Linked DNA regions of Homo sapiens: region 1 is linked to region 2. A link is a loop called in an ENCODE intact Hi-C map of the cell type or tissue named here. Cell type or tissue: Caco-2. All regions are shown on one strand.

The links. A loop is a pair of places that touch in the nucleus more often than their neighbours do. Peaks named below come from ENCODE experiments on the same cell type or tissue, not always from the same donor. Only the 100,000 strongest peaks of a DNase experiment are listed, where the experiment ranks them.
Region 1: it touches region 2 in a loop (2.8-fold over the local background); 2 of 110 quality-filtered maps call a loop at or near these places.

The regions. Positions count from the first base shown.
Region 1 is chr4:61,203,450-61,205,949 of GRCh38, forward strand. All of the region lies in intron 1 of ADGRL3 (adhesion G protein-coupled receptor L3), which reads left to right. All of the region lies in intron 2 of LOC124900173, which reads left to right. Among named protein-coding and RNA genes, the nearest start is that of ADGRL3, 4.4 kb to the left of the region's middle. In Caco-2, no CTCF peak of the experiment used is centred here; no DNase peak of the experiment used is centred here.
Region 2 is chr4:61,555,013-61,557,512 of GRCh38, forward strand. All of the region lies in intron 4 of ADGRL3 (adhesion G protein-coupled receptor L3), which reads left to right. Among named protein-coding and RNA genes, the nearest start is that of ADGRL3, 360 kb to the left of the region's middle. In Caco-2, no CTCF peak of the experiment used is centred here; DNase peaks (open chromatin) are centred at 969 and 1,459.

The sequences.
Region 1 (2,500 bases), 350 kb before region 2:
AAGGCTTCTTGCACCTCTGATTTTACATCCTTCCAGCCAGCTGCTGGGGAAATGAGGAGACGCATAGACTCTGGCAGGAAGGAAAAATTGCCTTCTGTGTTTTGCTCTGAAGTAAATAGGCAGTCTGCTAATTTTAGTGTCATATGGGCTTTCATCACTAGTTAAAGAATGTCATCGTAGAATCTGCAAAGAAACACTTCTTTAGCACTTTTTCATTTGGAGACTTTCCTATATTTCCCTATGAGAATAAACAGAGTTTGGTAAGATTTCTTTTGTATATTTTTCCATCTGTAATGATTCTAAATGATCTGGACTTCTGGCGCCCAATTTATCTGCATGTGGATTACAAATAGGATAGAATTCTCAGCTCTTTTATAATCACCAAAATAGGATACCAGATAATTTGTATAGGAGTTAAGAGGATATTTGTGTGTTGAATTATCTCTCAGCTTTGTTTCACCCAATCTTTTTTTTTTTGTAACCAAAGCAAGGGTAAAGACTGTACATAGATAAACACAGTTTATAAAGTGTTACTTTTGCAAGTGAAACTGCTTTTTACTTTCAATAATTAAAATGTATTAAATTCCTTAGGTCTAGATTAGCTCTGACTGCTTTGGTGTTTGTTGCAAATACTTGTGCTCTATTTTGTTTTAAAAAGTATAGGGCTGTTAATGGAACAGTGTACTTTATTTTTAGGTACAATAATTTCTGGATATCTTCATTATTTTTTAAAGACCTTGACCTCTTGAAAAAGCATAGATTGCAAAAGACACTGAATCACTGATGCCTGACTTTAAGTTATATTTTTATGAGAGATATTGCTAATGGCCATCACCCTAATAGAAAACTTAGAAAATTTTGATTTAATTCATGAGAATCTAGCTTCACGTATTTGTTTCATTTCTAGATGATACGTATTAAAGTCTTTATACTTGCAAATATTTCTGAGGATTAAAGAATACTTGTCCTCCCATTTTCCAAGATCTAATCACAATGATTCCCAGTCCTTACATTATAAGATTTGATCAGATCTGTTCTTTGTTTCCTAGCAGCATGTGTTCCCTAGCAGTCATACATTCCACAGGTCCTGATGTCATTAGAACTGTGTGTGTCAGTGTATTGTGCTGTCTTTAGCTGAAGGTGAATGTGTCAGAGTATTTGAATGCCATTCCATAGCTCTTCCTTATCACTAAGTATTCAGTAACCTGATCTATTTGTGTATATGGTTGACTAGACTATTTCTACAAAATCAGGGTAGGAGGAATGATTAACTCAAAGTTTTATATGAACTATTAATTTTTTTTTTTAGATAGAGATGTTAGGCTGCATCAGGCATCCCCGGCCTGAAGAGTGATAAGCCAGTATGTGATTTGCCTGATGGGTAAATGCTTTTGATGTCTCATTTTTGGTTGCTTGGTGTGATTATCCTTCAGACTGAGAGTGCTCCTCAAAAATATGAATGGAAAGTCTTTCAGAAATGATTTTCTTAATCATGATCTTCTTAACATTTTGCAGATTTAAATACTCTTTTCCACAGGGAATAATAGCAAGTATGGCACTTACTGGCTGCAGCTACTGTGGCTGGCATTGTTTCTACTAATTAGGAAAGGCAGATTTTTTTTATGGATTTGATTTACCATTGATTCCTTTGTGAGCTATAGCCAAGGAAATCATAAATAGTAGATTAAAAAGACTATAAAGTCATGAGGATTGAAGTTAGTCAAATAATATGATGCAAAACTGAATTGTTTTTCAGATTGGATTTGGACCACTTTAAGTGTTGGTTGAAACTCTCTTTGAAAAGGACTGCCAAGTAGAAGTGACAGTTACTGTTAGAAGTGGGGAGTTTTGGCCCAGAAATCAGCAAGGAAAACTGATTGCGATTTTCATATTTAGGATCAAACAGTGATTTTAAGAAATGCTGTGCAGCCTTAATTTAGCATGGTGTGAATGGCTAGAGTAGTTGGAATTTAAAAAGGATGATCTGTCCTTAAGTTTTGCAAATGGCTATTTTGCCTTCTCTTTCCTAGATTTGCATTATATTCAAAATATGCATTTGCTCACTTTGGGAGGAACCCTAAAGAATACAGCTGTATTGTAATTTATTATTTGTTTGCCCACAGGACATATTTACACTTAGATTATTATATTTATGTCTTCTTATTTCATGCGAATGCATTTCTTCATAGAATAACCAATTTTATAATTAAATAAAAAGTAAAACTTGCAAGTATGAGTAAGGTCCTCCTGACATTTTTCCTTGGTTATCTTTCTGTGTTTTGTCGGGTAGGGTAGGGTGAAGGCTAGGGAGTTGTTGATCAATGGAGAGAAAAATCCAGATTTTTCATTCATTGTAATACATTGTGAGAATGTAGCGTGAGCATGCTTGTAAATAGCATTTATGCATCTAAGGTGTGCAAGTTTTTCCCCAAATCTTGAATGTCATTACTCTGATCTGAGTGTCAGCATGGTCCAATAAAATTAATTCTACTGCTGCATA
Region 2 (2,500 bases):
CTCTGGTAGTAAGAGCTGTCTCATTTTCTTCTTCTTGGTATGGGAGAGAACACCTTTACCCATGTAAATTTCCTTTACGAATATTAATTTATCTTACAAAAGTGAAATTTATGCCCAGCTTTTAGGCAGAAAAGAGGAAAGCAGAGAGAGCTCCTTCTGTGTTTGCTGGTTTCTTAATTGCCTTCAGCTCAAAATAATCCTTATGCCAAAGTGGAATATTTGGGGATGGCATATTTTGATCCCCTTCATATACTTTAGAATATTATTAAAGGTTCATTAAGATAAATTTCTTCCAATTTGTATAGACCTATTTTAATTTTACCTTATTATATACCTTAGCTGTTTATCTCCCACCTAAAAGATAGCAGAAATGTTTCTCTTTGTGAGTGCAAATAACACATGAGGCTCTTTAGAAAATAAAGCCAGAATTGTATTCATTCTACTTCTGTTTCAGTAAATATTAAATGAATGCACACTATGCTCTCAGAGCTGTTCTAGATGCTGAGAACACAGCAGCCAGATGGGGATAAGTAACAGACAAAATAGCCTGCCCTCATGGGAAGGCATTTTAGTGGGAGTGTTGCAGGAAAGGGGTTCCAATCCAGACCCCGAGAGGGATCTTGGATCTCAGGGCGAGTCTGTAAAGTGAAAACAAGTTTATTAGGAAAGTAAAGGAATGAGAGAATGGCTACTCCATAGACAAAGCAGCCCTGAAGGCTGTTGGTTGCCCATTTTTATGGTTATTTTTTGATTATATGCTAAACAAGGGGTGGATTATTCATGCCTCCCCTTTTTAGACCATATAGGGTAACTTCCTGATGTTGCCATGGCATCTGTAAACTATCACTGCGCTGGTGGGAGTGAAGCAGTGAGGACAACCAGAGGTCACTCTTGTGGCTAGCTTGGTTTTGCTAGGATTTAGCCGGCTTCTTTACTACAACCTGTTTTATCAGCAAGGTCTTTATGACCTGTATCTTGTGCTGTCCTCTTATCTCATCCTGTGACTTAGAATGCCTTAGTCATCTGGGAATGCAGCCCAGTGGGTCTCAGCCTTATTTGTCCAGCTCCTATTCAAGATGGATTTGCTCTGGTTCACACGCCTCTGACAGGAGCAGAGAGAGAATAGAAGTATGAAAATATTGTTAAAAATATGCCATACCTATATTTTTATGTGCAGTGGAGAAAAACAAGGTGGGGAAGAAAGAATGGGATTGTTGATCTATTGGGAGTTTGCAAATATAAAGAATATAGTCAGAGGAGATCTCAGTGAAAAAGTGACTTCTGAGCAATGGCATATCTAGGGAAAGAACACTGGCAGAAGGAACAAGGAGTACAAAAGGCTGTGAGACAGGAGTTTGAGGAACAGCAAGGAGATCTGGTGCCACTAAGGCAGAATGAGCCGGGGGAGAGCAGCAGGGAGGGAGCAGAGTCATGGAGGTGGGAGGTGTTAGGGCAGAGTAAGGACTTTGGACCTGCAGAAAATGAGAGGGCTTTGAACATAGCAGAAACATGATTTGACTTCACTGTTTCAAAAGAGTCACTCTCCCTGCACTATGGACAACAATTTGCAGTAGGGAAGGGCCTTTCTGACTTGAAATTAAAGGTGTGGCCAAATACCTACTAAAGCTGGACTCAACAAACACAGATGCTTTGCTTACTGGGCCAGAAGATAATATGAAAAAGTAAAGATAAATGATTAAAGCAGCTGGATGTAAAATGATAAAAGGCAATAGGTACTTAACCCCGGTGACAAGGATTTGAAGGAGTTATTGAGGTTGTGTCAAGTTCAATGGTGGGTGCCCACTTTGGAGGGGTAGATGTTGCTCACCTCCAGTTTTTACAGTGTGTTAACACAGGCCCTTCTTTTTAAAAGAAGATTAGACTCTGAATTTTTATAAGTCCCCTGAGTTTTAGACATATGGACACTAATTTGTATTTTAGACTCTCTTCAGCACAAGAATGTCTGGGCCAATTAAAGCATGTCTAAGTGTGGAATTTACCAGAAAGCCTTCAGTTTGCATTTTCTAATCTACAGCAAGATAAAGCCAGTAGTTTCAACACTGGTAAACAAATCAGAGGTAAGATAAAAGATGATGGGAGAGAGATCAGTCTCTAAATTATTTTTTTTCAGGTGAAAAGTTTATAAAATTTTCTTCTTAGAAATATTTAGTCATAATTCAATAATGATTATGGCCTAAATTAAGGCAATGTTTGCCTTAATGATTTTTAATGTGCTATCAGTTTAAAATGATTCTTCACAGAAATACACATTAGAATACTTCATCCTTAAATAGCAGGAACACTCATACAAACATATAATCTAAAACAAATTTCCTTTATGAACCTATAATAGATGGATGGTTCAGTTGTTTTTATTACAAATACATCATTGATTCACAGACCTCAGGCACCAGGAATTGCTGGAATCCATAGACTCACTATGTAGTTTTAGTAAAAATAAAGCAGTAAAAGTCTATAACCCATTTATTATCAATGTGTA